Regions from separate parts of the Homo sapiens genome. Here region 1 is linked to region 2. The links are chromatin loops, found by intact Hi-C in ENCODE. Cell type or tissue: Caco-2. All regions are shown on one strand. Links, peaks and the distances in the headings refer to the core of each region. The heading gives the core; the rest is flanking DNA. Region 1 has its middle 26 kb from the start of TSPAN5-DT. Region 2 overlaps LOC105377343 (a long non-coding RNA gene).

Evidence for each region. Hi-C counts contacts between places; a loop is a spot of excess contacts. Peaks named below come from ENCODE experiments on the same cell type or tissue, not always from the same donor. Only the 100,000 strongest peaks of a DNase experiment are listed, where the experiment ranks them.
Region 1: a loop joins it to region 2, with 2.8 times the contacts of the local background. A loop is called at or near these places in 1 of 110 quality-filtered maps.

Annotation. Positions count from the first base shown.
Region 1 is chr4:98,682,672-98,688,060 of GRCh38, reverse strand. No RefSeq gene overlaps it. Among named protein-coding and RNA genes, the nearest start is that of TSPAN5-DT, 26 kb to the right of the region's middle. RefSeq lists cis regulatory regions at 789-1,215, 4,950-5,389. In Caco-2, for the core only: no CTCF peak of the experiment used is centred there; DNase peaks (open chromatin) are centred at 2,280 and 5,150.
Region 2 is chr4:98,814,916-98,820,304 of GRCh38, reverse strand. The region is part of intron 2 of LOC105377343 (a long non-coding RNA gene); the gene reads left to right. Among named protein-coding and RNA genes, the nearest start is that of EIF4E, 110 kb to the left of the region's middle. In Caco-2, for the core only: no CTCF peak of the experiment used is centred there; DNase peaks (open chromatin) are centred at 1,964 and 3,324.

The sequences.
Region 1 (5,389 bases), core at 319-5,318, 130 kb after region 2:
AGTTGCCACATGACCCAACAATTCCACTGTTAGGTACATACACAAGAGAAATGGAAACATATGTCTATACAAAAACCTCGACATGAATGTTTATTCAAAATATCCACAATAGTCCCAAAGTGAAAACAACCCAAATGTCCTTCAGCTGCTGAATGGATAAGCAAAATGTGGCATAGCCACACAATAGAATATTATTCAGCTATAAAAAGAAATGAAGTACCGATAGACACTGCAGCATGGATGGACCTTGAAAACACGATGCTAAGTGCAATAAGTCACAAAAGTCGCATTTTCATTTATAGAAAATGTCCAGAATAGGAAAATCTATAGATACAGAAAGTAGATTAGTGGTTGCATGGGCTGGGCGATGAACAGGAGAATGGATGAGAGTCAGAGCTCAAGGGTACAAGGTTGCTTTCTGAGCTGAAGGAAACGTTCTAAAATTGTGGTGATGATTGTACATATCTGGGAATATGCTAAAAACCACTAAATTGCATACTTTAAATGGGTGACTCTTCAGGCACGTGAACAGCTCAATGAAGCTGTTGAAGCAAGCACACAAGCACCCCGTCCTTCCTAGCTAGGTAGTAGAGCCCGCTAGCACAGGTGGGTGTGGGGTTTGGCTCCTGATGCCAAAGCACAGCCCTGCTCTTCCAGGGAAGGTTCTTTGGTCTTTGCCTTCTTTTCTTTCTATTCATTTTTTTCTTCATCCTCAATAAACATCAGGAATACTTAGGTGTTATATTTTTTCCTTCTTTTTAAATCTTTATTTACTAGCCTCTGGTAATGTATTAGAGGTGCAATATCTTTAATTTTGTTTGGAATTGTGATGCTTTACCCTCTATACCATACCTAAGACCTTCATTTTCAAATGTTTACCACTGTTTTTAACCATCCCCATGTATCATTTCAGCCTTTTCCCCAGGACTTTAAGCTTGCCAGTTCTGCATTAATCTATGAGACTCAGCTTCGTGGAGTAGCTGATAACTCATGAGCCAGCCTTGATCCCATTAACTCTTCTCTCCAGGGGCCCAGGAATGGGACTGAGGTTAGACATTACTGATATGATTATCTCAACTGAACCAGTGACAGCAAACATTTTAGATGCCAGAAGAGCTGTTGGGTGAAAATTAATATTGGTGTTTATACACAGACATGGTCTGAGAGTTGCAAATAAAAAGAAAAATTAAAATTTACAAAACCACACAATTATTTGGCCACACAATCCTGTTCCCCCTTTTAATACAATAAAATTAAAAATTTTCCAACTGGCTTATTCAGCAACTTGGCAAGTCATTGCAAGTTAGAGAATTTCAAATGTCATACACGTTAGGTTTTTTAAATGTATCTTATTTGTGGACGCAAATTTACCTTTCTACAAAAGTAACACATAGCTTAATATTAAATTGTTTGCATTATATAAACACACATGAGATTGGTGGTGGAAAGTCAGCCAAGAGTAAATGAGGAGTTCATGGGAAAATCTGCTTACTTCAAAAATGTGCTGGAGCTAATTTGCAAAGAGAAGAACCCACATGTGGATTATTGAGGGTTAGCTGTGTAATCCCCAAAGAGCAAAACACTGGTTACTGATTCCTATTGAGAGAGAGAGAGAGATTTACTGCCTGTTTCTGTGCTTGAGGCATTTTACATATATTATCCCAAATATTTACGATACACTTACAAGGTAGACATTATTAGCCTCATTTTCTAGATGAGGAAACTGAGGTCCAGAGAAGCTAAGTGGCCCAAAGCCATAGAGATATAATAGATGGAGCCAAGACTTGATAGACTTGGACTTATCCGCCACACAACATTGTACCTTTTGTTCATTCATTCATCTATTCATTCATTATTGTAGTATACAAACAACTGCCTTGATTGTGCAACAGCATCTGTGTATCATAATTAGCAAAACAAAGAAAGAACAGGATAGTGGTTAATGTCTTGATTGTAAATAGTTTTAATGGAAAAGCATAAAAAGGATAGGATTACTTAGCAGAGAGTAACATCTACATAAAAACATAATTTTAAAAATCAAACATCTCCAGTCAATAGCGGACAGTCTGCCAGAAGATCTGTTAGGTCTTGAAGTCAATTGCAGCAGTGGCATCTGTCTCTTTGTGCACGCTGAGCTGCTTTAGATGTTAGTCTAAGAAAGAGTGATTTTTTTCTTTGATATGTAAAGTTCAAAGAAGCTTTGTTATACAACAAGTTGAATAATAGCATGCAGGTGAAAAGAATTCTGGGTTGACTGGTAAACTGTGGCCCCCACCCAAATTGCAAATATTTGCGCAAAATCAGGAAAGCACAAAATGGCAAAGGAGCAATGAAAGGAAATGAGCCTCTCAGGAATCTGGAAATGGACTTTGATGCCCTTTGATTTTATTGTGGAATCAGCAGTTTAAATCAGGCCAAGACAAATAATAACAAAAATAGTAGTATTTTATCTCTTGATTGTGTGTTCAGGCTAGATAGTCACTCAACTCATGCAAAACAGAACACTCGAAGTTCTTAAGAGGAGCGATTTTACCAATAATCTTCATTATTATTATTAATTTTAAGGAGAGGAGCCATTCTCACCCCCCTCATTCTCACATTACCATGTTGGAAAACCTCTCCGGAAGGCTACACATTGGCAATATTCCAAAAATGTCCCTTGCAGTAGAGTAGGAAGGAGCCGGGAAGGCTGCTGACCACTGTGCCTCCCCCAATTCTGTTTTAGGCTAGGGAAATGTGGTAGACAGTATAATGGCCCTTCAAAGATGTCCACATTTCAATCTCTAGAACCCATGAATATGCTACCTCACGTGGCAAAAGGGACTTTGCAGAAGTGATTAAGGACCTTGAGATGGAGAGATTATCTTGGATTAGCCTGGCAGGCCCAATCTAATCACGAGTCCTGAAAAGTGAAGAACCTTTCCCAGCTGTGGTTAGAAAAAGTTGTGACAATGGAAGAAGGGTCAGAGTGATCCTATGTTGCTGACGTGAAGATGGAGAGTAAGGGCCATGAGTGTGGGCATCCTTCAGAAGCCAGGAAAGGCAAGGAAAGGAATTCCCTGCCTAGAGCCTCCAGAAAGGAGTGCAGCCCTGCTGACAGCTCGATTTTAGCCCAGCCAGATCGATGTTCGACTTCCGGTATAAGAACTATAAAACAATATATTTGTGTTGTTTAAAGCCACCAAGTTTATAGTAATTTCTTACAACAGCAACAGAAAACTAATACAGGAGAGACCAAGTCAAGGCAGTTAAAGAGCCTGAGGCTTTTCATCAGCATGTCCTTTCTCCCTGCTGCTCCATGTTAAACCAGGCGATGGGTACGTCGTGGTTAGGGAGGACACCTAAGTAATTTTTGACCAAAATCAAAGCCTGTTAAATTCCTTGTTACTTTTACTGATCTGTTAGATTGTGATTTTGTTTTTATATTCACTAAAGGATATGAATTGTATATTAATGTCTTTGATATCATTTCTTTGCCTTTCCTCTATCTGAAGACCTACATTTAATTATTAATCAAAAGAGCACCACCTCTTTTACTATAAAGAAATCTACCCTATAGCCAAGGGCGATTTTTACCTTAACACTGGTGGCTTCAGTTGGACCAAACAATGTAAAACCAAACAGTATTCGCTAGGCCCACAAACTAATATTATCATTATTATCACTATGACAAATAACAAAACTTGGGCATATTCAAATATATTTATCACTATTTCTCAAAACAACCCTTGTGCACATTCTATTTATAAACAAATTAATTAAAAGCATTTGGTCTTAGGCCCACATATGAATAAGGTATAAAGTAATAACTCAAATTAACTTTCAAAGGGTAGGTCCTCAATCACAGACCTTTCTGGATTTAACAAAACCAGGTCATCTGACTCTCTTTGTTACATAAGCCAGGCTAACATCTCCTCTTTGAAGATTATCTTCTATCCTTTTATGTCAGAAGTGGAAGAGTCAGAAAAAAATGCTTGTATTTTACACTCACAACTTATTTCCATCCATATTACCACTTTCCAACTCTTATAACCATTCCTCTCTCATTTACTCACTCTCTTTCCCACTCATCACAGCCTCCCCTTACCCCAGAGGGATGGTCTAAATTTCATTCCCTATTGCCAAAGCCTAAATGATAAAAAATTAAATATATAAAGAACTTACCTGGCTGGGCACAGTGGCTCACACCTGTAATCCCAACACTTTGGGAGGCCGAGGCAGGTGGATCACCTGAGCTCAGGAGGTCGAGACCAACCTGGCCAACATGGTGAAACCCCATCTTTACTAAAAATACAAAAAATTAGCCAGGCATGGTGTTGGGCACATATAATCCCAGCTACTCAGGAGGCTGAGGCAGGAGAATCGCTTGAACCCGGGAGGTTGGGGTTGCAGTGAGCTGAGACTGCGCCATTGCACTCCAGCCTGGGTAACAAGAGCAAAACTCCTTCTCAAAAAAAACACAAACAAACTGTGACAAAGCTTCAGATCATTCATTTAGCATTGTGAAAGGCAGGTTACTCTGACGTATGAATGAAGGTTAAGCTTCAGGCCGCTCTCATGGTGGGTCGTGTCATGCCTGGGCTCCTTACAAGGTCCTAGGAAGTATCCTGACACATGCATTCACATACTTGTAGATTTTTGTAAAATTTGCAAAAGTAAATATTTTTATCTTTTCTTTCTTTTTTTTTCTTTTTCGTTCTTTTTTTTTTTTTTAAGAAATAAGGTTTTGCTCTGTGGCCCATGCTGGAGTGCAGTGCCATGGTCATAGCTCACTGCAGCCTTAAACACCTTGCTCTGCCTCCCAAGTCACTTGGATTATAGGCTTGAGCCACTGCACCTGGCTCAAAAGTAAAATATTTTTATTGCAATTGGTTATGACCCTTGTCTCTTTCCACTTTGACTTCCCATCTATTACATTGCAGTCAGGTGGTATTACTGGGGACGTAAGTGTTTTGGGGAGCTGGCTAAGAGGAAGTTGAATTGGGGAATATATTAAATAAATTGTGGTTTTAGCAGGATATATTTATGAGGGTCAAGTGACTTCCTTACATAGTTAAGCTATTACTGGCTGATCTGGCATAGAAATGGCTTCTGGATTCTCCTCCTGCCCTTGAGCCAACATTACCAGGCATGATGTTGAAAGGACTAGGGCCAGAGGCCATATCAGGATAAGAACCTGCCCTGTAGTAGGAGTATGTGGGGAGAGAGATAAGCAAGGTCTGCAATGTGCAGAGCCAGAAGCAATTCTGTGGAAAATTCCTTCGAACATCAGACATGTAAACTTGTAAACAAAGAATTCAATTCTCATCAATGCCCCATCAAGACAGAAATTCTCTCCTGTTTAGGAATGTACATTATACATAATTATAAACCCAAAATACATTTTCAT
Region 2 (5,389 bases), core at 64-5,063:
GATTTTCTGATGTTTTTCTCATGATTAGATTGAGGTTGTGAGTTTGGGGAGGAAACCCATAAAAAGTGCCATTTTCGTCATATACTATTGACATGGCCTATCATTGATATTGACCTGAATCATCTAGCTGAGGCAGTATTTGTCCAGTTTCTTCCACAACCCCTTTCCATATCGTACTCTTTGCAAGGAAGTTACTATGCACAGCTTGCCTCTAAGGTCTAAGGAGTTATGACCTGCCTTTTGAGGGCAGAATCTCTACATAAATTATTTGAAATTTGTCTTAGTCTATTTTCTGCTGTTATAACAGAATACAATAGACTGAATATTTTATAAAGAACAGAGATTTATTTCTTACAGTGCTCGAGACTGGGAAATCCAAGATCAAGAGGCACATCTGGTCAGGGTCTTCTTAATGTGTCATCCCATGGTGAAAGGTAATAAAACAAGAGAGCACGAGGAAGCAGTCCAGACTAACCCTTTTATTAGGAACCCACTCCTGTGATAACTAACCCACTTCCACAATAACTATCTTACTCCCATGTAATGGCACTCATCCATTCATGAAGGCAGAGCCCTCATGACCTAATCACATCTTAAAGGCTCTACCTCTCAACACTGTTGCACTGGGGATTAAGTATCCAACACATAAACTTCGGGATGCATTCAAACCATGGCAGAATTCTTCTGCATGTGAGATTTGTCTCTTTTCCCTCATTTCTTTATTTATATCCATATGGACAAATGAATATTTATTTTATATTTTGGTTTATAATTGAGTACTACTTTATTTGTCTTGTTGCTCAAATTATTCCAGCTTTTGTCATTGGGAGTCCTTTCAGTTGGCTCCTGTGTTCTTGGTATCTCCATCATTATGTGTGTGTGCTTGTCAGGGAGGTGTTTGAGTACTTTCTTACTTTGTGGAGCTACAAAATGTTCTATGCTTATCTTGTATATTCTTGCATTAGTCCTAGAATCAGCCATTTCTCCAGGAGCCCTTTCCTTTAACTGATACCATTGCAGAATGGTATTAGAAACCAAGATTTGGGTTCCAGGGTTATTTTTATTTTATTGCTGAACTGTAAGACTTCTTTATTCAAGACACAAGTCCTTCATCATAGATATGATTTAAAAGTATTTTCTTCCATTCTTTGTGTGGCCTTAAGCACAAAAGTTTCATATTTTGATGAAGTCCAACTATCTATTTTTTTCTTTTGTCACTTGTGCTTTTGGTATCATAGCTAAGAGATCATTGCCTAATTAAAGGTGACAAAGATTTATGTCTATGATTTCTTCTAAGTGTTTTATAGCTTTAGCTTTTACATTTAGGTCTCTGATCCATTTTGTGTTAGTTTTTGCACGATGTGAGGTAATGGTCCAACTTCATTCTTTTGCATATGGATGTCCAGTTGTCCCAGCACCATCTATTGAAAAGACTATTATTTCCCCATTGAATTGTCTTTATAAGCTTGTCAAAAATGTAAGGGTTTATTTCTGGATTTTCAATTCTATTCCATTGATCTATATGTCTATCTTTAAGCCAGCACCTCACTGTCTTGATTACCATGGTTTTGTTGTGGCTTGATTCTTGCAATAATAAAATTAACATGCTGGGTTTTTTTTCTTGAAAGTGAAAGCAAATTTATTAAGAAAGTAAAGGAATAAAAGGATGGCTATTCCATAGGCAGAGCAGCCCTGGAGGGTGCTGGTTGCCCATTTTTATGGTTATTTCTTGATGATATGCTAAAAAAAAAGGGGGTGGGTTATTCATGCCTCCCCTTCTTAGACCATATAGGGTGACTTCCTGATGTTGCCATGGCATTTGTAAACTGTCATGGTGCTGGTGGGAGTGTAGCAGGGAGGATGACCAGAGGTCACTCTCTTGGTTTTGGTGGGTTTTAGCCAGCTTCTTTACTGCAACCTGTTTTATCAGCAAGGTCTTTATGACCTGATAAGCTGTATCTTGTGCTGACCTCCTATCTCATCTGGTGACTTAAAATACCTAACCATCTGGGAATGCAGCCCAGCAGGTCGCAGCCTTATTTTACCCAGCCCCTATTCAAAATGGGGTTGTTCTGGTTCAAACACCTCTGACATTTCCCCCTTCCCTTTTATAAGAGAATCCTTAATCTTAAGGGTTGTAAAGGGATAAAGATCCATATTCTGTAACTTCTTCAGGCTGAACAGGGGCAATGATATTCCTGCCTCTTGTATTCAGGGTAGAGTGGAACTCAGTCAGAAAGCATCAGTGTGGTGAGGGCAATTCGTAACTCTGAGTTCTCATAAAAGGTGATATCTGGAAGATTAGTAAGTGTTCAATTTAAGAAAACATTAAGTAAGCTTATCCTGCATTCCTACACAAAGAGTACAACAACAATATATTCCACAACAGTAAAGGAAAATTATCCCAAATAAACTAAATAGGTAGGCTTTTCATGAACTGGGCAACTGCTGGAACCAAGCTAATATGAGGTTGCTAGCTGATTCCAGTATCTGCCCAGAATTAGAATACTGATCTGAATTTTTACATTACCCATTCCTCTTGTTTTTTCTGAGCTGCAGTTAGAGATCACTGGTTGGTGTGCAGGAATAAGCAGAGTTAGTTAGTCTAAATTATAGACAAAAGCGTAAAACGTAAAAACAACCGATGAGACCAGAATTTAATAACAAGTGTACCATAGTTTTTGAAATATAATTTTTCTATCTCCAGTTTCCCATTTTTACTAATGAGAAATCATGGTAAGACTGATTTGCATTATTATACTTGGCCTGATTATTTGTATAAAGTTCAGCAAGAATGATTATTTTTCACATAAGCTCTTTTTATTTTATTAATTAATTAATTAATTTGAGGCAGAGTCTCACTCTGTCAGCCAGGCTGGAGTGCAGTGGCACAATCTTGGCTCACTGCAACCTCCACCTCCCAGGTTTAAGCAATTCTCCTGCCTCAGCCTCCTGAGTGGCTGAGACTACAGGCATAAGCCACCACACTCAGCTAATTTTTGTATTTTTAGCAGAGAGAGGGTTTTGCCATATTGGCCAGGCTGGTCTCAAACTCCTGACTGCAAGTGATCCACCCACCTCGGCCTCCCAAAGTGCTGGGATTACAGGTGTGAGCCACTGTGCCTGGCCACATAAGCTGTTTTTAAATTGTCTTTGATGGAACTCTGTTCCATAAGGAATCTCAGATAAGATTTTTAAAAAAAATCTGAGCCCAGCCATGGCTTTGTATACTCAAATACCTATGAGTTGGGTAAATTCCTCTCCTCTTGATGTCCCAAGATAACTTAAGCCTCCTGGGTTTGTCACAAAGTGACATTCTTCACTCACCACAGGTCAGGAACCTACACAGGGACTGTGTAGACAAGGTATGAGGCCAGTTTTCCCAAGGGGCTTTTCTTGGCTCTGTAAGTTGAGTTTGATTCCTTAAAGGAAAGCACACCATTCCAGTCAAATCCTTGGTAAAATAACCCGTTTCTCCAATTGTGTCCTGTTACAAATGAAAACAGATTCTTATTGTGCTTATACAAATAACTATATTGCCATAAGTTAAGAAAACAAATAGTTTCCATATTCTGGAGAAATCAAGTAGAGAAAAACATGTATGCTCCAAAGTTTGTTCATAGGCATATACATTACTCAATTGGTAAAAGCTGTCAATAACTCAAAAGAAAAGTTTCCTTGACTCTGAAAAACAAAAACAAAGGATTAGCAATGTTTTAAGCAAAAAGTCAAAAAGATTACTTCAGACTTCTATTAGTTTAGTCCATGCAGTTAACTCCTGTTCTGCTTGATATTCATGAACATTTCAGCTCTCCATGAGTGTCCTGAAAGTTTTTTCCTCTATTCTAATTTAATAATCTCCAAAGTTATCAGAAACCTGCATTTAAGAATGCCTGTTAGAGTTCTATAGTTGATTATAAAACCACCTTCTAAAGAGGATCAAAACAAGATGATTGTCTGTGGATGAAAAAAATGCCTTAGGGCAGCCTCTATTAAAGCCACAATTGACTAGGAATTTTGTTAATTCTGTGGCATACATCAATGTAATGTAACAATTATAACTATTAATAGCATACACTAAGTAATATCAGAATTATAAGAGTTTCCCATAATTTTGGAACACGTACCAATAACACATTTATACGAATAAAGCCCAAAGAAAGCCAAGCACCATTTCATATTTGAGAATGCTTCCTGTATGATTTTTATACCAAATAAGCCAAATTTCATCATTGCATTAGTGCATTATTGATGTTAAACCCAATTCTTAATAAAACCTTATAGACAAATGTATTGTATCTTAATCAGTTTGACCATAAGGTAAGATTCTCATAAACCTTTTGTAACCCTTTACAATTTTTGTAAAAGAGCAGATCAGTAGTCTAAGAAAAACCTGTTGTGCTTTTATTTTAATGTTCAGTTTATGGAAAAATTGAACAATACCTATTTAACTTTAGCCAATATGTTCACACACAGAATCTCTTTTACAAGATTAATTTTTCACAAACACTTAAACTTTTAGCTTTATCCTATTTATGTTATTATTTATTTATTTATTTGAGACAGAGTTTCGCTCTGTCGCCCAGGCTGGAGTGCAGTGGTGTGATCTTGGCTCACTGCAACCTCTGCCTCCTGGGTTCAAGTGATTCTCCTGCCTCAGCCTCCTGAGTAGCTGGGATTACAGGCATGCACCACCACCCTCAGCTAATTTTTATATTTTTAGTAGAGATGAGGTTTTACCATGTTGGTCAGGCTGGTCCTGAACTCCTGACCTCGTGATCTGCCTGCCTCAGCCTCCCAAAGTGCTAGCATTACCGGCATGAGCCACTGTGCCTGGGCCGGCTTTATCCTATTTAAGTTAAAATAATCCTTTAACTCTTTAGGCAAACAAACAAACAAACAAACAAACACAGAAACACATTCCCATGACTTCCTACAATCTTTTACCAAAAACACATTTCACTTTTCTTACATGCCTTGCATGTAGAACTGTTTCTATTTCCCAAAGATTACTTAAGTCACATGAATTAAAGGCATTGCAGTTTTTACTTTTCTGAGAAAATATTTGATTTAAGCACTTATTTTTATTTTTTTATTTTTTTGAGACAGAGTCTCGCTCTGTTGCCTAGGCTGGAGTGCAGTGGTGGGATCTTGGCTCACTGCAAGCTCCACCTCCTGGGTTCACGCCATTCTCCTGCCTCAGCCTCCTGAGTAGCTGGGACTACAGGCGCCCGCAACCACGCCCGGCTAATTTTTTGTATTTTTAGTAGAGACGGGGTTTCATCATGTTAGCCAGGATGGTCTTGATCTCCTGACCTCGTGATCCACCTGTCTCAGCCTCCCAAAGTGCTGGGATTACAGGTGTGAGCCACCGTGCCTGGCCAGCACT